Regions from separate parts of the Homo sapiens genome. Here regions 2, 3 and 4 are each linked to region 1. The links are chromatin contacts, found by Hi-C or POLR2A ChIA-PET in ENCODE. All regions are on one chromosome and are shown on one strand. Each heading gives the region's core, a stretch centred on a gene start or an enhancer-like site at or near the end of the contact. The rest is flanking DNA. Distances are from core to core; before and after follow the strand shown.

What was found. A loop is a pair of places that touch in the nucleus more often than their neighbours do. ChIA-PET counts read pairs that join two places held with the same protein, here RNA polymerase II (POLR2A). Pooled maps may share reads with other maps.
Region 2: a map of CD4-positive, alpha-beta memory T cell shows a loop between it and region 1 (19-fold over the local background). The contact joins the promoter of GYPC here to the promoter of C2orf76 in region 1. A Hi-C loop is called at or near these places in 3 of 168 maps with a recorded cell type or tissue (CD4-positive, alpha-beta memory T cell and naive thymus-derived CD4-positive, alpha-beta T cell) and 11 of 50 pooled maps.
Region 3: a map with no recorded cell type shows a loop between it and region 1 (14-fold over the local background). The contact joins the promoter of MAP3K2-DT here to the promoter of C2orf76 in region 1. A Hi-C loop is called at or near these places in 2 of 37 single-sample maps with no recorded cell type and 7 of 50 pooled maps.
Region 4: a loop to region 1 is called in a map of naive thymus-derived CD4-positive, alpha-beta T cell, with 12 times the contacts of the local background. The contact joins the promoter of SLC35F5 here to the promoter of C2orf76 in region 1. A Hi-C loop is called at or near these places in 1 of 168 maps with a recorded cell type or tissue (naive thymus-derived CD4-positive, alpha-beta T cell) and 9 of 50 pooled maps. POLR2A ChIA-PET finds 5 or more read pairs at or near these places in 1 of 52 experiments (activated naive CD4-positive, alpha-beta T cell).

The regions. Positions count from the first base shown.
Region 1 is chr2:119,365,345-119,371,117 of GRCh38, forward strand. C2orf76 (chromosome 2 open reading frame 76) reads right to left here and starts at 1,490. Exons shown (of 6, transcript NM_001322331.2): 1 at 1,446-1,490. It overlaps DBI (diazepam binding inhibitor, acyl-CoA binding protein), which reads left to right and starts at 1,633. Exons shown (of 4, transcript NM_001079862.4): 1 at 1,633-1,716; 2 at 2,844-2,961; 3 at 5,396-5,458. The coding sequence starts at 1,708. RefSeq lists enhancers at 1,064-1,323, 1,694-2,023, 2,554-2,753 and a silencer at 1,444-1,593.
Region 2 is chr2:126,652,567-126,658,146 of GRCh38, forward strand. GYPC (glycophorin C (Gerbich blood group)) reads left to right here and starts at 3,592. Exons shown (of 4, transcript NM_002101.5): 1 at 3,592-3,746. The coding sequence starts at 3,698. RefSeq lists enhancers at 3,242-3,531, 4,325-5,164, 4,622-4,871, 5,062-5,291 and a silencer at 3,622-3,991.
Region 3 is chr2:127,385,649-127,391,227 of GRCh38, forward strand. It overlaps MAP3K2-DT (MAP3K2 divergent transcript), which reads left to right and starts at 1,790. Exons shown (of 4, transcript NR_187129.1): 1 at 1,790-1,904; 2 at 3,233-3,350; 3 at 3,463-3,537. It overlaps MAP3K2 (mitogen-activated protein kinase kinase kinase 2), which reads right to left and starts at 2,327. Exons shown (of 17, transcript NM_001371910.2): 1 at 1,804-2,327. LOC124906074 (a long non-coding RNA gene) reads left to right here. Exons shown (of 4, transcript XR_007087227.1): 4 at 432-513. RefSeq lists a silencer at 1,747-2,616.
Region 4 is chr2:113,752,707-113,758,402 of GRCh38, forward strand. It overlaps SLC35F5 (solute carrier family 35 member F5), which reads right to left and starts at 3,936. Exons shown (of 16, transcript NM_025181.5): 1 at 3,664-3,936; 2 at 2,748-2,838; 3 at 2,459-2,600. The coding sequence starts at 3,703. RefSeq lists a silencer at 3,862-4,091 and enhancers at 4,302-4,481, 4,662-4,711.

The DNA of each region.
Region 1 (5,773 bases), core at 240-2,739:
AACCTGCATTTCTTACACTTCAGTGTACTTTCCCCATATTTAACTCCAAGATTTTTGTTAATTTGTTTGGTTTTCCTTTCTCAAACAAAATTATGCTCAGACTGAAAACCCTAGATTTGTTCCCTATTGCATCTTCATTTCTTCCCAAACATTCCATAAAACGTGACCTACATTAAGTTAGCAAGTTAAGTCTGAAAGCGTCTACCTTCCCTGGGGAGGGGGAAGGTGTAGGCAGGGCAGAGATTTGTAGTCCAGCCCTCTTGCCACAAATTATGAATTAGAGAGGAATGACTTTGCTTTTTTAATGATCTCCAGAGAATTTTCCATCATTTCCCTCTCTTCACCCAGCTCCTTTGCAACCACTGCCAGAGAAGTCTTCCTTTAGCTTCTTAAACATCGATCCTAAAACACTTCCAGACACCTGTGCTGCTCCTTTCAGTTCCCATGGAGATTAGGCTGTGTAACAATCTCGCAAAGACGTTCCCCTCCGTCTCCTCATCCTCTTTTCAAACCCTTTTACGATTTCCCATCTCACTCAGCATGACAGTCAAAGTCCCTGTGATGGCCAACTTCTGCATCACCTAGCCAGTCTGCCACCGCCAAAACTCTCCAGCCTCATCTTTCTACTCTTCCCCTGGTTCCTTGCCCACGCCTTTACACTTGTTCTCTGCTTGGAATCTTCCCTCCCCTCCTTGAGGAACTTTCTCAAATGTCACCTTCCCTCAATACTCCCCCTCCTCCATTTAAAACTATAAACTTCCAACTCTCTAAGCCCCTAAAGTACTCTATATTTAACTTATTGTATAAACTACTGTCCCTACTTGTAAGTTCCAAGATTGCAGGGATTCACCCGCTTTGTTCACTGCTGTCTGCCAAGGTCTAGAACAGTGCAAGTTACCCAACAGGAGTTCAATAAACAGCCATTCATTTAACAAATATTTGCTGAGCACTTCGTCCCGTCCAAGTTTGTTAAATCAAGACAAATAAGACACCGTCCCTGCCTTTAACGCACCAGATGGAGAAATGCACCACAGACATAAATGTGCAATACAGGCCTGACACTACGGCCACAAGCAAGTCAAAGAACGTGCCAAAAGTTCAGAGGAAGAAGCCTCGGCTTCGCCTTTCGGGAGACCAGTCCAGCTTTCCACCATCACGCTGCTCATCAGGGACCATCTCCGGGGGTCTCCTCTAGACCCCAAGGGAGGAGCGGGTCCCGCCCGCCATTCCCAGGTCTCAGAGTTTACTTGTCCAGAGATGCAACTTCCGGCCTCTTCAGGCCGGGCAAGATTTAAGGAAAGAAAAGAAACATAAGGACCTCCGTTCTTCGGTCTCCGTCCCCTCCCCTTCCCCCGCGTGCCGTCCCCACAACGGGCCAGGACTGAACCCAACTCTCGACCAACTCCCGGCAGCAAAACTAAGCACCCTACTTCCGTTGTCCCCACCTGTTCCCGGCGTCCCCTTCGGCTACTCCCGGCGTTTGCGCAAGCGGTCCCACGTGGGCTCGGGCGGGGCTAGCGCCGCGGCGGGGGCTGGGCACGCCCCTAGCGCATAGCTGGCTTCTGATTGGCTTTCCGGTGCTCGCCCGAGCAGGGTTGGGGCGAGTGGACCGCGCCTCTAAAGGCGCTTGCCAGTGCAATCTGGGCGATCGCTTCCTGGTCCTCGCCTCCTCCGCTGTCTCCCTGGAGTTCTTGCAAGTCGGCCAGGATGTCTCAGGTACAGCGCGTGCACAGCCAGGCTGCGAAGGTGCAGCGGGCGGGAGGCCCGTTGGGGGCTCAGCCGGCTGCCAGAAGCTCTCGGGCTCTTTCCTTCCGTGCCCCTCACTTGCTCATGGGCCCATGCCTAGCCCTGATTCGTTGGACAGAGCCTTGTGAGCGGGATTTTCCGTTTGGGGATTTCTAAATCTGCTGCCCACCCCGCAACTGCCGGAAAGTTGCCCATGGGGTGGACTTCGCTGTGTAGCGGGAGAGGGGTGGGAGTCGAGGGTGCTTGATGGAGAGATGGGGGAAGGGGTTGCACGGATTGGAGGAGCGAGGAGACTCAGTCCCCATCCCGAAGCACAGGGCAGGACGTCGCGGCGGAGTGGGGAAGCGAGGAGTCCGTGGCCGAGAGCTTGGAGGTCAGGGGAAGTACGGGGCCGGCTGCTCAGAGTGCGGGACGAGGAGAATCGCGGCCCGGGGAGAGGTGACCCAGGGGCCCCTCCCTTCTCTCCAGTGTAGACCCTTGTCTGAGACCGAGCTATGTGGGGCGACCTCTGGCTCCTCCCGCCTGCCTCTGCCAATCCGGGCACTGGGACAGAGGTCGGTGTTGAACGCGCGGGCCCCAGGGGGAGGGAGGGGACCAACGGGCTCCGGCGCTGACACCGCGGCACTCATGCCCTGTCCCCTTTCAGCTGTTTCCAGCATACTGTGCCCCGTCTGTCCTCAGGCCAGGGCTTCGCTGCAGCCCCGGCCACTCCCTAGTGCCTGGCCCGGTGGTGGCCAGGCAGTTGGCCGCGCTGCTTCTCCCGCAGAGGGGACCCCCACTGGGGGCGAAGGCTTGGCCTGCCCTCTTCACTGCTGTATTTCCAGACCTGATGCCTGCGTTTGTGAGAGCTCTGGATATATGGTTTTCGATTGAATGAGTGAACTGGAGGGGCTTCCCCTTCTTGTGTTGCTGAATCTTTCTAGCTGCCCTGTTGGGGCAGGGAGGGGCAGACACACTTCAGGGGCTGCATTGCCCGAAGGGTGCCACCTTTCCCACCTCTCCATCCCCGTAACTGGGCTGTCATCAGGCCACAGTAGGATTCTTACCCTCTCCCACCCAGAGGAGGCCCTCAATCCTCTCCTCTCCCTTCCATTTAGGCTGAGTTTGAGAAAGCTGCAGAGGAGGTTAGGCACCTTAAGACCAAGCCATCGGATGAGGAGATGCTGTTCATCTATGGCCACTACAAACAAGCAACTGTGGGCGACATAAATACAGGTATGCAGAGCGGGGGTTGGAAGGGCATCTGCTCATCAAAGCAGGCTCAGCAGCTCAGACTGGAAGTCCCTGGGAACTTCACTCTCAAACTGCCTGAGGCCCTACTCTTCAGGTGGGGTATGGTGATGGTTCCTGAGGTGGAAAAGACCATGTTCCGGATTCTCAGTGTCTCCAGTAGTAACAGAATTCAAATCCTGGTTTTAGAAGGTCTTTACTGGTTATCACCAGCAGCTACTCTCTACTAGGGAAGAAGCAAAGGCTGCAGCTTGGAAAAGACTTGCTGAAGGCTCTCAGCTCAGTAGTATCATTGTTGAGCCGTTCAGCTTCTGCCCTAGATGGGCAGGATCAAAGTTGGAGCACTTTTTGGAGCACTTGACAGCCTGGCCAAGCCTGATGTCAGGAGCAGAGAAGCACCTGGTTTCTTGGGCTAGGTCAGAGCATTTCGCTAACAAGTCTGTGCCTTCCTGATGATAACTTTTTCCCTGCCCAGAAATCTTGGTGCAGATTTTGAGGCTGTGCTTTGGACTGTCATGTTCTGTAATAACATCTTTCCTGCCTTGGGCAGGTTTCATTCTGTCCCTAAGTCCCTGAAACATGGGTGGATACTGAGGCAACAGCGCAGTGCATTCTGTGCAAGGACTCAGGGTTATCATGGCAGCACAGAAGGGAGGTCTCCCCTGCCCCTGCTGAGGAAGAAGGCGAGCATGGTCCCTATTTCCGCAGTAGCTGGGGTGGAAGATGGAGCAGGTGGGCTGGCTGCCAACCAGCTGGAAGCAGGAAATAGTACCCAGAATGACAGATCACAGGCAGTACCATATCAAACCCTGGGGTTCACATGGAGCACTTAGTTGAAGAAGGTCTTATGGCGAAGGTGAGTTTTACAGTGAGTTCGTAAACTCTGTCCTTCCAGGGAGGGGAAGGAAAGGTGAAGTGGGGGAGGCCAGAGGTGCCAAGATGCTTTTCTGACAAACAGTATTTTCACAGAGACTGGCCTGTGCCCGTACTAGAGTTACCGATTTTCACATGAGTCTAGATAGACTGGCATAGGAATCTATCACTTACTGATCAAAGAGGTGTCATCGGCTCTCTCTAGGGCTGTACTATACAGCCCTATTACACGATTATAAAACATGATAGTCCAAACACGATAGTTTAGTATAATAGCCAGTAGCCACATATGACTATATAAATTTTAACTGAGGCTGGGCGCTATGGCTCATGCCTGTAATCCCAGCACTTTGGGAGGCCGAAGCAAGCGAATCATGAGGTCAGGAGTTTGAGACCAACCTGGCTAACGTAGTGAAACCCCATCTCTACTAAAAATACAAAAATTAGCTGGGCATGGTGGCATATGCCTGTAGTCCCAGCTACTTGGGAGGCTGAGGCAGGAGAATCGCTTGAACCTGGGAGGTAGAGGTTGTGGTGAGCCGAGGTCGCACCACTGCACTCCAGCCTGGGCAACAGAACGAGACTCTGTCTCTAAAAAAAAAAATTTTAACTGAAAATAGTTAAATAAAATCAAGTTTAGTCTTCATTCACAGGAACCACATTTCAGATGCCCAGTAGTCATTTCAGGTACTTGGTGTGGCAAGTGGCTCCTGAATTGGACATTGCAAATATACATGTACATTTCCATTTCCACCGCTTGGAGAGAGCTGTCGAGGAGTGCTATTCTAGGATCCTGATGATGACCACAAGGGCAGTTTGTTTCAGCTGTCCCTGGGAACACTTCCCTGAAAGCGCTCAGGGACATTTTCTCAGGCACAGTGCTCCAGGCTACGGACTCTGATTGTTCCCTGTGGCTTTGGGGCTGGGCATCGTAGTGAAATAGGACAACAGGGAGATGGTGAGTGTGTTTCCCAACTGCAGATGACAACAGGTCTATAAGCATAAAGTCATCATATAACTTAAAGAAACCTTACCCTCGGTGAAATCTCCCACAGATCAGCAAGAAATAGACTAACAATTCGGTAGAAAAATGGGGCTAGGATATAAACAGTTCATAGGAAAGGACACCTGATATCATTAATGATTAGGGAGAGAAATTGGGTAGCTAACAGCAGGGGTGAGAGAGAAACTTTATAGTATTTTCCTCTGTAGCTTTTGAATTTTAAGACATATGAATGGATTTTTTTTTTAATTGTAATTAAAGTATAATTTTTTTAAAAGAGAAATTTTGGAGTCATTTAACTTGTAAGACAAAGGCTATCTTGTAATAAGAATACTGTTCTTCCTATTTGCTCTAGATTTTAAGTTTGGATTGGCATACATTGGTTTTCTTAGGGCAGAACCCACTCTACTAGACCTATTTAACCCCATGACAGAGCCTAGAAGGAACAGGTGTAATAGAAGATGGCATTTATGGCAAGAAGGTTGATCAAGTTCTCCATTAGAATTTGAACCAGATCTAATGCCTTTTCTTCCCTTGTTTAAGAACGGCCCGGGATGTTGGACTTCACGGGCAAGGCCAAGTGGGATGCCTGGAATGAGCTGAAAGGTAATTGTTCTAATCAATTTCTCTCATTTGTGAAACCCAGTAGTGAAAGAGTCTTCATTATGAAGTGTAAGGGAAGAGGAGAGAAAACAAAGTCAATGGGGCACGTGTGGGAAACCAGCCTGACCTGTGCCAGAATGGGAAAAAACCGGGCCACCTACTTTTTCTCCTAACACCATTTATGCCTTTTCTAAAAGCACCATCTCTGAGCAGGAGCATCATCTAGAGAGGAGGGGCTGGGAACCAGGCCACTGAAAAATAGTTTGGGAAATGATGTAGTTGGCGTAGGCTTTGGATGTGTTCAGAATAAGGGGTGGT
Region 2 (5,580 bases), core at 2,342-4,841, 7.3 Mb after region 1:
ATGGAATTAACTATGATTTTAAGTTTGCTGTTTAATTCTGGCAAGAGACTCTGAGATAAACACTGGTACTCTTGATTGGGAAGAAAGTAAAGGTCACAGCCAGAACTTATGAATGTATCAAAAGCTTTAAATGCATTTGTAACCTTTGATTGAGTAATTCTGCTTGTCAGAATATACCCTAAGGAAAAAATTATGAAATCCAGATATTTATGTTCATATGGTTATCACAGCACTATTCAACCAGCAAAGAAAATGAAACAACCTAGTAATTAAAATGAGTTAAAGAGCTTTTCTACTTTTACATGAGAAAATGCTCATGACATAATGTTTAGTAGTAAAAGCTCAGCACTTGAAATCACGTATTCAGTAAAATCTCAAGAGTATAAAGCAAATATTCGTAAATGCATAAAAAAGACTAAAGGTAAATAACCTTAATGTGCTGGAGATTGCAAGCAATTCTTAGGGTTTAGGTATCTTTTTGGCTTTTTCTTTTTTATTTTTTCTTTTTGCACAAAGAGCATGTGTTACTGTGATGAGGGGCAAAACCTTTCATTAAAGGCCCAAGCAACATCTACCTACCACCATCTGTAAGGGCTCACCCAGGAGACAGCAACAGCAGCAGGGGACCGCCAACTCCACTCCCAATAAGGAACTAGCACTGAGGATTTGGAAGGCAGTTTCCCATGAGCAGTTTCTTCCCTGAAGAGGAAGAGAAAATTCATCTCCAGGACTGGATCATACCATCTCACATCTTGGAGGGCTCTGCAGCTTGTATCAGCCACAGACAGTCAATGAAGACACAGCTAGAACCGTCCATCCCGGCTGCACTGCAGAGCAAGTTCTTGTCACTGTGCTGAACTTCTGGGTTCTCATCTTTACAATGGACTCTTGGCAATACTCCGTTTAAGAGTATTTATGGGAACTAGACAAGATAAGAACTGGTTTATTATTGCAAGATATAGCTGAGTTTTTTTTTTAACTTCATTAATAAATATCCAACACATGAAGACACACTAATAATACATTTCTTGACTTATGTCAGACTGTTACCATATAATTAAATTTTTCACATAATTATTTTCCCTTCTTAAGAGTCATTTATTTAACATTAGACACTTTCATAGTTAAATTTTCTAAAATATGTCAAATGTTTCCCTGTTAGCTAATTTGCTACACACTAAGACACACTATTTACTTTCTTTTTCAAATGACTTGGGGTCCTTACTATGAACAAAGTATGTGTTAGAGGAGGAAGGGGGCCAATATCTTTAAGTAACTCCAGTGTACTCTCATTGTAATTACCTCTTTAATTATTATCGAATATATTACTCACAACAGCCTAACTTTGCAGATTGCTCCAATTTCCAGGCTGAGAAAAATGAGGCTCAGAGAAAGAAAGTGAAATGCTGAAGGTTACGCAGCTAGTAGGCAGTAGAGTAACTAACCCAGATTGAGTTCCAAAGCCCTGTGGTCTTTAATAGCGCAAGGAACTGTCACATCCTCCAGTGATGGCTGGAGCTGAGATTGCTTTAGTTCTGTAACAAATGCTACTTCGTTCTTGTATCTGACCTCTGCAGTTTGTGGGGCTTTCAATTTTCACTGTTTAGTTCGTTAGTTTATTAATTTTTGGCTTATTTTCTGTAAGGAATTCTCTGCAACATTTTGATGCCTTCAACCTGTCTTACCCTAAGAAATTAAGGAAATCTCTTATGATTACGTCTAAGGCCAGTAGGTTCTAAATGAGTCTGTAAAAGTGACTTCTCTAAGTGTGCTGCAATGACCTAATGACTTGTCCGTTGTTACCTGGCAGAACTTTCTGCTTCTTTCCAACTTTCCAGCTGCATTTCAGATAATTAAAGTTATTTTCTCTCAGGACAGAGGAGCGGGACTACTGTTCCACGTAGACGTATGTGTATGTATTACCAAAAAAAAAAGTTAAACTGTTAAAGTAATCACGGGTGCAGTGGCTCACGCCTGTAATCCCAGCACTTTGGAAGGCCAAGGTGGGTGGATCACCTGAGGTCGGGAGTTCGAGACCAGCCTGACCAACATGGAGAAACCCCGTCTCTACTAAAAATACAAAATTAGCCAGGCGTGGAGGCACATGCTGGTAATCCCAGCTACTCGAGAGGTTGAGGCAGGAGAATTGCTTGAACCCAGGAGGCGGAGGTTGTGGTGAGCCGAGATCACGCCGTTGGACTCCAGCCTGGGCAACAAGAGCAAAAACTCCGTCTCAGAAAAATAAATAAATAAATAAATAAAAATAAATTAATCATTACTCATTGCTGTTTATTAAATGCCTTTTCTGTTCCCACTGTGATTCTACAATCACTGCCTCTGTAAAACCCCGGAATGCAGGTGTTCTTGCCTCCATTTTATAGATGAGGAAATCAAGACTCAGGGCTTCCCCACCAGGCCAAAGGCATTCTGTGAGTAGTTTATTTCAATTCAACATGGCTGTGCTGCACATGGCAGTTGGAGTAAAGATCTATCAGCATCGGGGGTTCTTCATGATCTAACTAAAGTGAATCATGAGTGCTTTCCCACTGCGTCAAGAAGGCCTGGAGTTTGTGCAGCCCGGCTAGAGGTGAGCAAAGCCTCTGTGTTGCAAATCTCCAGGGCGCAGCCTCTCATTGTATTCAATGCAGATGACAGTCCCAAAGGCACCGCCCATACATTGTACAGACAGCTGGCCTGGCTCTCCGGATTGTGCAGGATAGGCCTTAATGGCAGAAGGTAGGGGAGAGGTGGGCGTCACAAAAGTGCTTGGGGAACTATAAAGTAAACAATGAAAAGCAGCACAGGAAGGTTCAGACATCACACAGGAGAAGCACAGGGTGTTCCCCTGGGTGGGGATTTAAAACAAGGGCCTCAAGTTCCCTGCCCTTGTCTCTGGGCAGAAGGGGCAGATAATGCTATGATACATTTTTTGTAGGTGGTGCCATTTGACTGCATTTAACCAACAAAGGTATGTATCGAAATCCACGTGGAGATTTTCATGGCAAAAGTAGAGCGAATTCACAAACTGCACTGTGTCTGGCAGCTTCAGACAAAAGCAATGGGAACAAATCACGACTCTTGTCCAGCAATTCTTCCTGTTTTGGAATGATCTTTGCTCAACAGCCCATCCATGAGTACAGGGCCCCCAAAGGCCAACAAGACAGGGACTCTCTCCAGGGACAAATGCCCCGCAGCTGAGAGAGGCCGCCCAGCTATCCAGCGGCCGCGCAGCCAGCCAAGATTTCAACACAGGTCTGCCCTATTTGGTCACCATCCCCGACAGTGCTGGGCCAGGCCATCATGTCACATTGGGGAGTTTTCCCTGCACTCCAGGGGGAATTCTCAACCACAACCTCTGTATCCGGTAGTGGCAGATGGAAAGAGAAACGGTTAGAAAAGCGTGGTTCTTGCGCAGGAAAGTTGGAGCAAAGAAGAGTTCAGAAGTGGGCGGGTGTGTGTTTAAAAAAAAAAAAGGGGGTGGAAACCCCACCAGCCAAGTCTGCAGAAAAAAAATAAATGAAGTCTGCCTATCTCCGGGCCAGAGCCCCTCCCCTCGGCCCGCGCGGGAGGAGTGTGACCCAGGTGCCGCTTCCTCTCGCCGCCGAGGGTCAGGAGCCCGGGAGCGCGACCCTCCCCCGGCCCGGCCTGGCCCGGCCTGGCCAGTCCCCGCGGTCTCTGCCCGGGCTGACGCCCAGGAATGTGGTCGACGAGAAGCCCCAACAGCACGGCGTGGCCTCTCAGCCTCGGTGAGTACCCGCCGTGGGGAAGGGTCCTGGGGACCCACTGGAGGCCGCGGCCCGCAGCAGCCAGGGGCCGAGCCACGGCCACGGACGCCCTGGTGTCCCGGTCCGTGCCGGGCCTCCAGGCGGAGGAGGCGTCCGCTGGGCTCAGATCCCCGACTCCAGCCCCGGTTCCCCGGCGCCTGGGCTGCGCGGAGTCCCTGTCCCGCGTCCCGGACCCCTACGCGCAGCCTCCACGCGCTCCGAGCTGGAGAAGCCGCCAGCCCGCCCTCCCAGGGCGTGTCGCCCGCTTTCTGTTTCTTTGTGCGGGGCATGTGAAATGTGTGGGGCCAGAATTGTCTCCCTAAAGAACAGTTAGGTGAGAGTTCACATCACAAGTTGCTTCTGTGCTGCTCCCCAGCCAGGGTCCGACCGGCCAGGCTCCGGTGAACTCCAGGCAACTCCAGCCTTGCCCAGGGACTTGCTCGCTCCGCTGGGCGCCGCAAAGGCACACAGATGCGAGGGAATCCTGCGGCCTGGATCCTTTGGGGATTTGTAATTCCTCGCTGCTGGTTTTCTCTTTTAAACCATCACGTTTTCTTGCTGAGAGGAAATCATCTGTGATGAAAGTCTTTGTAGATGCTTGGAAACATTGCTGGGCCTCTCTCTGCCCTCTTCCTCTGCCGTTGGACTTTTGCAATAAAAACTACCATTTGATTTTACCAAAAAACGTAATGTACATCCCTCTTACCCCCACCCTGCCGCGGTCTGATTCTTAGAGTCTGTCAGAGAGGAGATACCCTGAGCCTATCATGTGACAATGATACCTTATTGATATGATAATGATATGGGTATTGGAGACACCAACTCTTTTATAAGTCTTTGAAATCCAGGGGGTTGTGAGGCCTCACCCCTCACCCCGCCTGAGCTTGGAGCTTGGCGTGGAGGAGTGCTGCTTCGGTCTACGTGTGTACACGGCACTCCATGTGCCTGTGGTTGTGCTTGCGTCAGCCTGGGAGTGCGCAGGCATCAGTGGTGCTTGGGAGCGAGGCCCCTCAGTCTGCACTGGGATCATCTGCACTGCCTATAAACAAGGCAGCCTCTCTTAGCTCCAGTTTCCTCATCTGCAAAGTAGGAAAGTAGGAATAATAACAGGAGATAACTCATCCAGCAGCACGAAGTGCGTATAAATGTCCCGGCACGGAGTCTGACACATCCTAAGTGCTGGATCCGTGCTGGGCATGTTTATATAATTGCACATGAGACTGTGGTTCCCGGAGCACGTAACTTGAGCATATGTTTATGTGTGTGTATACGGCAGGTCCTGGGTTAAAGGGACAGGAGCCACTGTCATTATTCCAATTCAGTCACTGAGGAGGTGAGGCTGAGAGGCATTCTCATGTCTGAAGAGGATGGGCTTGCCTGACCCCCGCCCCCGTGCCCAGCCCAGCCCAGCAGCCCAAGCAGTTCTCCAGGACTCAGGTTTCAGACCTTCAACACTTGCCTTGGGAGACAAACAGCGGTGCAGCCCTTGCTTGCAAGCCATTCCACATTAGACTTCGGATTGATTTATGGCAGGATCCCTGCTGTGCGAGAACTGCAGGGGGGGTGGGGGGCGGCTATTTCTTGCTGCTAACTCAGGCAGGATGTGTCTATATCCTGTCTCAGTTTATGTAGCTGCTCATCAGAGCCAGAGGTTAGAGCGGAGAGGACCCACTTCCGCCAGGCCGGCCTGCTCTGCTCAGCTCAGCTGGGCTAGGCCCCAATGCCACAGTTACTGCGCGTGAGTCATGCACAGCAATCCATTGCCTTGCCCTTGGATGGAAGGGGTCAAGGCTCAGTGAGAAGACGGCCAGGTTTG
Region 3 (5,579 bases), core at 540-3,039, 8.0 Mb after region 1:
TACCAAATTTTCTGTATGCTTGAAATTGTTTGATAATAAAAAGTGGGAGGTGGGGGGAAATAGCTCCAATTCTATAGGGAAAGAGAAAATCAACCTGAAACCAACGCTGTAGGAAATGCAGAGTATCAAACATGACTTTATTTTAATACAGCACCTGTTAGTTTAACCCTTTGGTACCAATAAAGTAAACTAGAAACAAAAGCTCCCCCTAAAACATTGCTTATAAGACTCAGTCTCTAATGCAATCCAATTATTTAAGATAAGCCTTTAACAGCTAGTTTCTCAAAAGAGGCACATGGATAACCATTCTATAATGATATCATATACAACATAATTCAATAAGATTCAACATGTTTATATTTTAACCAAACAACAAATCAATCTGTAAACCATCCACATGTTAACTTTGTAATTTCACCTTTTCTCCACAGAGACTGCAAGACCACAAATTTTCTTCAACTTGATAATATACTAGGAAAATTACAGAGTAATATAACTGGGCATCAATAGATTTGTTAAACATTTGCAATTATGCATAGAGCTTCAATTACTCAAAGGAAATGTATCGACTTTTTTTCAGTACAGAGCTCTGGCTCCTTATTTTTTCCTCTCACCATAGTTTTAAAAAATACAAAACTCATGCTAAAATGAGAATTTTCAGTTAACTTATAAACACTGACTAGTAGCACTCCATACAAATGAAAAAGAATCACACCATCAAACTTCCTACGATATTCTACGCATTAAAATTTGACATCGAACTAAAAAAGATTGCATAAGACAACGAACAAATCACTAAATTGCCACATAATCCAGCAACAAATTTTGCAACAAGGAAATCTCAAGCAAATAACCCAACTGTGAGTTCCCTTTGGGCATCAAGGTCAAACTACAAAAGTAAATTTGTGACTTTTCAAGATCTATGCAGTTTTACCAAATGTATTTATTTTTTGTGAGAGAATAATTTTTTTCTGTCCAGTACTAGTACATAAAAAGTAAAGGTATCTGAAGCCATCTTTTAAATTTTTTTTAAAGCCAAGAAAATGATTTGGCAAAAGATATCGAAGAGCTTACGTTAGGGAAAACTAAACTGTATCTGTCTATGTGTTTAGAATTTATCCCATTAAAGAAACTGCCCAGTTAGTCTCATTTTCTAAACGTATTTATTTTTTGCAAGACGAGAAATACAGTCTTACAAAAAGACATCTGCATATTCGAACCAAGCCTTCCTGGATTACTACCTTCATGACCTTGGACAAATGCCTTAATCTCTCTGAGCCTCAAGTTTTCACCTGCAAAATGGGGCAATTTACCCACCTCATTGAGCTGGGAAGATGAAGAGAGATAATGCATGACAACTGCCGGGCGCAGACTAAGAGCACCCTAAGTGCTACCTAAATATTCCGTAAAGAGAAAAGGGGGAAACAACCTTACATCAAAAGATTACCACACTGTGACAGTGCAAAGACAAGCACTTTTTCGCTTACTGCATGTACCATTTCTGCTTCATCCCAAGACCAGATGCAACCTTTCTTCTAAAATCTCTGCAGGGTACGTGTCTGACAGCTAACACAGCCCAGCAGCCTACTTCGCGCTGACCTGGGCTTTAGGACTGGATGCAGGGGGCCCAAGGTCCGCCCTCCCGCAGCTAGGCAATCACCCAGCGAAATCTCCGCCCCTGGAGCGGCGCTTAGGCCGCCGCCAGCCCCCCTCCCGGCGCCCAGCCCGCGGCCCCCGACACACACGCGCGCACACACACACACACACACACACAAGCGCGCGCGCACGCACACACGCACGTACCGGCTGCTCCGCAGGGACGTAGAGAGCCGCAGGCCCAAGGAGGGGCCGCCCCCGCCGAGCCCGCCCCTCCGCCCCAGCGCGGCCTGTCACCGCGGCCCCAGGTCGGGGGCTGCCGCAGGGCCCCCGGGGACCGGAGGGGCGCGCGAGGAGTCGGGCGCGGGCCTTGGGGCCAGGCCCGTCCCTCTTTCACATGAAGCCCGGGCCGGGCGGGGTGGCGGGCGCGTGAATCCTCGCAGCCGGCCGGGTCCTCCTGGCGCTCCTCGGCACTTCTAGCCGCTGCAACCCCGAGGCCCGCGGGAACTGGGCAGGAAAGGAGGAAGCCGCGGGCCCGCGTCGCTAGAGACCGGAGAAGAGGCGGGAGTGGCGACTCTGCGGACAGGGGCGCCGAGCGTCCTGGTCGTTGTTTTCGTCGCCGCCGCGGGCCGTGCAACCCCCGAACGCTGCGCCCAGCGGCCGCGGCACCCTCGTCAGGCGCCGCCGCTGAGGGCAGGCAGCCCGGCAGCCACTACACACGGACCCGTGACGTCGGGCGTAGCGCGGCGCACGTCACGGCCGCTCGCTCGTGCGCGCGCACCCCTCCGCCCGGCGGTAGCGGAACCCGCCGCGGGCGCGCGCCCGGCCCAGGGGAGTGGGTCGGCGCCTGCGCAGAGGCCCGCCACGCCCACACACAGGCCACCGCCCCCACCGGCCGGACGGCGCGGGGATTCCCAGTCCTGGCTCCGCCCCGGCCTCGGCCCCGCCCCCGCCCCTGCCCCGGGGCAGCCTGTGCTGTTCCGTGTGCGCGGCGCATACGCACCTGGGTTGTCTCGAGCCTGCGGTAGTGGCCAGATCCCAGACATCCGAGTAGATCCCGTGAAAAGGTCTCCCACGTGGGCTGTGGACAGGGCCCAAGGGTAGCAGAGCTAGCAGAGGCAGTGACGGACTGTGTGGCAGGTCATTTGCAAGGAGAAAAGCCGTCTGCCTCTTAATTTGTGGCTCAAGTTTCAGAATTTTTTTCCTGAGGGACTTTAGAAATTACTTCAGGCTTGCCACCTAACCTTAAACCACCCCCTTGGAGACTGGCTAAGTGTTATTTGTGTTTTCTGTTTAGTTCTTATCACCATCGATACTTGGTTATGACTGGTTGTGTACATTGGTTAGCCCAGCAAGTATTACTTCTCCAGCTTAACAGATGTGGAAACTTAAGCCCAGAGACATGAGTTGACACCCCACCCCCAAAGCTAGAGTCTAAAACCCTTTCTTTCGCTCCTCATCTCCCACAGGATAAAATGCAAATTAATCAGACTAGTGGTGAGGCCCTCCGTGGTGTGACTAACCTGCATCCCGACGTTTTCACCCTACTTTGATCCAGAAAGCACCTTTCCGCCCCATCTCTTCTCCTTTCCTTAAATACCCCTTACAACTTCCTGTACCATTCTTCCCTGTTCAGCTTCTTCTTGGTTTCTTCGTACATTCTGGATCCACCCCTTTCATGCATATTCCAGACCACATTTCCACTGGAGCAGTTGAAATGAGAGAGATGGGAATGGGACTCACCCGAACCAGAGGTAAGGAGCTACCCAACTTGGGCTCTGAGGGTCAAGGGAGCTGGCACTTGTGGGGCAGAGACTGAGGGAGAAACTGTTGTGTAATGTCAAAATATCTCTGGGTTTCTTCCAGGAATTTTTATTACAGACCCATTAACAGAGGTGTCAAAGTCACAGGAACAAGGATGTGCACCTCAGAAACACAGAGGTCAGTGGAAAATCAGTTTGCTTCTATTTGTTTAAAAAATGGGGGACTTATGCATAAATCTAAGACCTTCTTGAATCTAACATTCTAAGACCTGTATGCCACAGAAAGGAGGGTCTCAGAACGCCGGAGGATAGTATTTAAATCTTAAATATCTATATTGTTCTCCACAGTTACTGGGTCACCACATAGCAGGCATTCAATAAAAACGTGTTTGTTTACTAAGTAATCTAGAGATAAATTTTTTCCCCTCATAGTGCTGCTCATTTCTCCACTCCCTTCCCTCACTTACCACCCCGGGGACTTCATTCACCTCTGGGTTCCTCAGAAACATCCCGTGGGTATAGTTATAGTAGCTATTCTTTCTTTTTCGCCATTCTCCTTTTATATTGGTGACTTTTCCTCTTGCTTAGATATTAAATCTCTGACATCTTTGGTTATTTTAGTATATATGATTACAAATTAGTGATATTGGGATTTTTTTATTGATGAAACCATCATTCAATGAATATTTTTTTGCCTTCCTACTCTGTGCCTGGGATTGCAGTGATAAAATTATATAGTCCCCACTGCCCAGGAACTCAGAATCCTGTGAGGAAGGCAGACAGGTAAATGGATAATGATAACACACTGTGACCTGCATCATGGGAGGGATGTGTATCAGGCACCACAGCAGCAAGAGGAAGATGTCACAGGTGTGTCTGGGGAAGTGAGAGATGACTTCAGAGAGGAAATGTGGCATGTTCCTTTTCTGTTGCTGCATAACAAACTGCCACAAACTTAGTGACTTAAAACAGTGTCTGTTTTTTAGCTCCCAGTTATACAGATCAGAAGTTTGCACAGGGGCAAGGCTGAGTTCTCTACTCAGGGTATATTGCAAGGCTGAAATCAAGGTATCAGCTGGGCTGACTTTTTATCTAGAGGCCCTTGCAAAGATCTTCCAAGCTCATTCTTCTTTGGGGCACAATTCAGTTTCCTGTGGTTGTAGGATTGACATCCCTATTTCCTGGGCCTGCCTTCAGTTCCTAGAGGTCACCTGCATTCCTTGCCACATGACCCCTTCCATCTTGAAAGCCAGCGACAGAGACCTTCTTGCGTGCCAAACATCCTCCTACATCAGATCTCTCTCTAACTTCCTCTTTTGCTACCAGCCAGAGAAAACTCTCTGCTTTTATTTTTATTTATTTTTTTATTTTTGAGACAGAGTCTCACTCTGTCGCCCAGGATGGAGTGCAATGGCGCAATCTCGGCTCACTACAACCTCCGCCTCCCAGGTTCAAGTGATTCTCCTGCCTCAGCCTCCTGAGTAGCTGGGATTACAGGCACCCACCCCCACGCCCAGCTAAGTTTTGTATTTTTAGTAGAGACAGGTTTTCACCATGTTGGTCAGGCTGGTCTCGGACCCCTGACCTCGTGATTTGCCCACCTTAGCCTCCCAAAGTGCTGGGATTACAGGCATGAGCCACTGCACCCGGCTTTTAGAGAGTTCATATGATTAGATCAGGCCCACTGAGATAATCTATTCTTAACATCAACAGTGTCACATAACATAACCTGATCATAGGAGTATAATCCATTATATTCACAGTACTGAGGGTTATGCAGGCTATGTACACCAGCCGTCAGGGATCTGCAGGGACATCTTAGAATCTTGCTGGCCACATATTGTGCCATGGCTGGCAACTGAAACTTGAACGGGGGTAGTTATTTGCTGGAAGAAATAAGGATGGAGGAGTACGCATTCCAGGCAGAGGGAATCAAGTGTGTCCAAGCTTGGAAGTATGAGGGAACGTGCCCTGCCTAGGAATGGCAAGAGTTGCTGGCCACTGGGTGTTGAGAGAAATGCAGGCAGGGGGTGAAGCTAGAGAAGGAAGAGAGCTGCCAGGAGATTGGGAAGGAGGAATATTAGAGCAGGCCAAATTGCTGGGAAGGGAGATGAAAGTCTAAAGGTCTAAACCACAGCTGTGGCCATGAAAATGATACGAGTACTATTGGTTGGGATGCATTCAACTGCAGCGAGCAAGACACCTGGCCCAAAACAGCTT
Region 4 (5,696 bases), core at 2,686-5,185, 5.6 Mb before region 1:
ACCACAAATGCAATGCGTGATCTTCATTTAGATCCTAACAAACTTAATGGGAAAAAAAAGTGCTTGACACCACCGGAGAAAACTGGACTGGAGAAAACTGAACATAGACTGGATATCAGATGATCTTAAGGAATTACAGTTAATTGTGTTAACTATGTTAATGGCATAGTGATTATGTTTAAGAAAATTAAAAGTCCTTTTCAGTTTAAAGTAAATAGGAAAGAAATCGTGGGTGAAATGGCATGTGACATATGCTTTAAAATATGCTTTAAAATGCTCCAGGAAAAAAAGTTTTGAGGAGAGGTTGATAAGGTTGGCAAATTTGGTTAAGTGCTAAAGCTAAGTAACGAATACATGGAGACTCATTATAATATTCTACTTTGTATATGTTAGAAAATAACCATAATAAAAAGACTGATTTTCTTTTTGAAATACACACTTTATCTCCAAAGTTTGTTTTTCTTTTTTTTTTTTTTTTTTTTTTTTTTTGCTAAGGAGTTTCACTCTTGTTGCCCAAGCTGGAGTGCAATGGCATGATCTCAGCTCACTGCAACCTCTGCCTCCCAGGTTCAAGCGATTCTCCTGCCTCAGCCTCCAGAGTAACTGGGATTACAGGCACCCACCACCACACCCAGCTAATTTTTGTATTTAGTAGAGACTGAGTTTCACCATGTTGGCCAGGCTGGTCTCGAACTCCTGACTTCAGGTGATCTGCCCACCTGATCTTCCCAAAGTGTTGGGATTTCAGGCGTGAGCCACTGCGCCTGGCCCTATCTCCAAAGTTTAATGAGCATAACTGGTTGAAGAAGTAGAGACATTACATACATTCTTGAATAATGAGATTGTAAAACATCCTCTTACTAAAATATTTTACTTTAAAAAAATTAAGGTAAGTTGAGTTTTTTCCTCCAGTTTCATCAAAGTACAACTGACAAACACCAAATATATGTATTTTTTACAACATGGTGTTTCGATATATGTATACATTGTGAAATGATTACCACAAACAACAAATTGTTTTTTCCTTTCTACTTTGCTTAGATATGGTTAAATGATAATTTAACCAGGTGCTATTTTGTCCTAAATTTTATTAACTAATATATAAAAACAAACTATTTATTTTAAATGAAAATAAAATTTAAAAGATAGGTTTAGTTCCCTGTCAATATCAAAGACATTTCTTTGAGGTAGAAGTACAAAATGTTCATCTAAAAGAAGGTTAGAGAAGAGTTTTAAAGCAAAAAATATATGGTCTATTAGATTCCAGAGATTAATTCTGAAAAGCATAAAAACTTATATACTTGGCCAGGTGAGGTGGCTCACGTCTGTAATCCCAGCACTTTGGGAGGCCGAGGCGGGCGGATCATGAGGTCAGGAGTTTGAGACCATTCTGACCAACATGGTGAAACCCCGTCTCTACTAAAAATACAAAAATTAGCCTGGCGTGGTGGGGTGTGCCTGTAATCCCAGCTATTCAGGGGGCCGGGGCAGGAGAATCCCTTGAACCCGGGAGGCGGAGGTTGCAGTGAGCCGAGATCGCACCATTGCACTCCAGCCTGGGCGACAGAGCAGAGCAAGACTCCATCTCAAAAAAAAAAGAAAAAAAAAAAAAAACTTATATACTCATAGGATACAATGCCAATGTCAATATTTACTTAGCTACAATATGAGACCTGAGTATTAAACTGCTTCTTTTGAAAATTAGGTTCATTTTATAAATGCCAGTTTCCTGCTGTATATTCGCCTTAAAATTGCAACGTAGAAGTTGAAATGCAGACTTCTGAAAATAAAAGTTGCTTTTTATAGGGATCATTAACCAAGCAGAATAAAGTATACAAGTAGAAAGAAAAACTAGCTTGCAAATTCAAAATGCCACATTACTACCAATAGGTCATCAATAAAGACACAATTTAACTGAAGGAAACTGTCAAGATACAATTTAACTGAAGGAAAATTATGAGGTATACCATGCATCTTATAATAAGGTTTGAGTCAGCAAGCATAAATGTGGATGCAACCACTCATGGGCATTGTAACAGTGACCTATACATGAAAACTCATTATTTTTACTCATTTGTCCAAAAGCACTCTGAACCTTCTACTAAATGGTGACATTGTTTTGCATCCTGACAGTTATTTCACTAGAAAATAATATTTACAGAAAGAATTTGAATTTAGAAAAAAAGCCACGAGTTACACTTTCAAATGTAAGAAAATATGCATAGTCTCTCTAAGTAACCCTCCCTAAAAGATACAAGAAAACTGTATGAAACAATAAAAAGGATCATCCTTTCAGTTTTAACTTCAAGTGGCAATAATTCAACGTTTTTTAAAAATTCAATAGTATTTAAGATACTGCTTTTAGAAAGCAGGAGATTGTAACGGCTAGAGTTACTACAGGTTAAGAGTTAACATTGTGGCTGTAATGTAACATCATTCCTGGACCAAAGGTACATACCGAAGTAAGTTCAGAGGAAGCAACCCATATCACATCAACAAGCAGAAGAATAACAATCCCAAGAGCCATTCGCCTGCGCTGAGTGAAACCACTGTTCTGGGAATTCATTCGGTTCATGACAAATACACACACCATTTGCAGTCTGTTTTTTAGAAAATACAGATCACATTAGAGATGATTTTAGAAAAACAACCATTAAAAATGAGAACATTAGTATAACAGAAACATTTGACTTTTGTTAGCTAATGTTCAGTGTGAAAGTTACATAGAGGATAAACGTGGAATCTACCTTGTCTTAAGAGCCCTTCTGAGATCCTCAAGAGCAATGCCGGAAAACTTGGCAGATCTCAGTCTAAAAGGAGGTGAAGAACTCAGCACCCCTAAAAACAACCATGAAATTATGCTATGAAAACGTGAATAACTCAAGGTAAGATTCATCACATCGTTTTTTACTCTTCATCTTCAAACTCAAAGCAAATCAATGAAAAGGACCAAAATGTGTTAAACATACTTGCCACCTTTCTCAGTACTTTCATGGTATCCACTGCACGCTTCAGATTATACTTAGAGAGATACGCGATACGGGGCGGGCAGGGAGGGGGAGTAATATACAACATACGGCACATTTAAGAACAGTTAACTACCAGAAAATAGCTTCTCTGAGTTTCACAAATACGGAACTCCATTCACCTCTCCATCCAGAGGAATCCATCCCTGGGGACAGCGTCTAGACACTGTTTCTAAAAGTGTCTTTTCTGTCCCTGATCTGCTGGAGTGGAATTTGGTTATCGGAGAGTAAGTGATTTGCTGTGGGTCTTGAAGGCACCTTTCCAATCTCTTCAAGTGGTAAAAGAAAAGGATTCTCCATGCTCCTCCACCCACCTCTATCAAAACATCCAGTCATTTTAAAAGAAACAGCTGGGAAAAGAAATCATCCTTCTGTTTTGGAGCGGGGAAGACAGTTAAGGCAGCGACGCCTCCCCGGGGAGCCGAGGCGAGGGCGCACGCACGGCTTCCTCAATTGCCAGCGGTGGGCGCAGGGCTCCGGCGCCCCTGTCAGCTCCCGCTCCCTCCGCCCCTAGAGACCTTCACGGTTTCGGTCAAGGCGCTCCTGCTGCCACCGAGGGCAGGAGGTGGTGCTGCTGGTGGGCACTCCGTCCCGGTTTGGGCTCCGGTGATGTCGGGGCCCTTCCCTGCCTGCCTACCTGGCCTTCCTGCCCCGCGATGGCGTCGTGGCGGCACCATGAGCGGACCGGTCAGGCCCCGCAGCCGCCCAGCGCCACGGCCGCGGCCTCGGACTCACAGAGCTGTCACCGCGCCTGACATCGCGCCGCACTGGAGGCCCAGCTCCTGAAGACGCGGTGCCCCTCAGGGAGAGGCTCCCGACACCACCCAACTCCACTCGGCCCAGGAGGGCGTGGAGCGGGTGAGGGGAAGGGACGGCACAGTCAGCTATGGCCGCGGAGGCCCGGAGATCTGCTCTGGCCCCGGCCCCGCCCCCGGCTTGCCCTCCGCGCGGCCCCGCCCCCAGTCCCCAGCCCGGAAGCGGTGGCGCGCGGGTGACGTCATAGGGGCGCGACGGCGGACTGCGCGCGGTCGCGTATGCAGCGAGGCTTGGCGGAGCTAGGGGAAGTAATGCGAGGCTCTGGTCGCCGAGCGAGGGCTCGCGGCGGCGAGGCGAAAGAAGAGAGAAGATAGGAAGAAGGGAAGTAGGGCGAGGTGGAGGAAGAAGAGGAAAGCGAGCGTGGGTGTCTGGGGCAGAGCAAAGGACGAGGGAGTGGCTAAACCTCCGCCCGCCTTAGAACGAAAGCTGGCCGTTCCGTTTCACAAACTGCGAACCTGAAACTTCGGATATCCCTTTCTCGATGACAGCCGAAACGCAAAGTGGCTTAGAGTACTTTTGATTCTTGAAACCTTTTGTATATAAACAAGATCTCAGCTCTAGGAGTTACAACCTACATCCTAGGCCAAGCTACTTCAACTTCTCTGGTCCTCGGTTTCCTTGTCTACGATAATGATAGTACCTGCCACATTGGTTTTTTGTGTGTATGCTAGGATTGCATGAGTTTACATATGTGAAGGACGTAGATCAATTCATGGCACATAATAAGAACCTCACAGACGTCAGCAATTTTTTGTTCGTTCGTTTGTTTTGAGACAGGGTCTTTCTCTGCCACCCAGGCTGCAGTGCAGTGGCACAATCACAGCTCACTGCAACCTCTGCTTCCCGGGCTCAAGCGATTCTCCAGCCTCAGCTTCCAGTGTAGCCGGGACTACAGGCGCAAGCCACCAATGCCCGGCTAATTTTTATATTTTTTAGTAGAGACAGGGTTTCGCCATGTTGGCCAGGCTGGTCTCGTACTCCTAGTCTTAAGTGATCCGCCCGCCTCGACCTCCCGAAGTGCTGGAATTACAGGCATGAGCCCTGCCAAATGTTGGCAGTTATTAAACTGTATAGATTTGTTCCTTAAATATTTTGACTATTCCATGAGAAAGGTTTGTCCAGCATCTTGATTTCTATCTACAAAACAAAAACAAGACTAAAGGGTTCAGTAATTTAACATCTTGGTCAGATGGCGTGAAGAAATTAAATTTTCTTACTCCTATAGTCGCGATGTAGTGTACCTCTTACCTTTTAAGTCTCGTTTCAGTGAAGTTGAATGCATATTCTAGCAACTAATAAAACAATACCAATGAACATTTTTTAATTGATCGAATCAGTTTCAAACTATCAGCATCAAACACCTCTAATAAGTCATTCAGAAACCTATTGTGCAGAGTAAAAAAAAAAACCAACCAGGCCGGTCGCGGTGGCTCATGCCTGTAATCCCAGCACTTTGGGAGGCCGAGGCAGGTGGATCACGAGGTCAGGAGATGGAGACCATCCTGGCTAACACGGTGAAACCCCGTCTCTATTAAAAAAATGCAAAAAATTAGGCGGGGGTGGTGGCGGGCGCCTGTAGTCCCAGCTACTCGGGAGGCTGAGGCAGGAGAATGGCGTGAACCCGGGAGGCGGAGCTTGCAGTGAGCCGAGATCGCGCCACTGCACTCCAGCCTGGGCAACAGAGCGAGACTCCGTCTCAAAATAAATAAATAAATAAATAAATCCTTAACCAACTACTTGGTATTACTACTTAGGGGAAATTTGGTTGCAGACATTAATCACATTAGTCTGGCACCAGTTTGTTTTTTATTTCATTAGCATTCTTTAGGGTATCAGCCCATAATACGCCTAAGA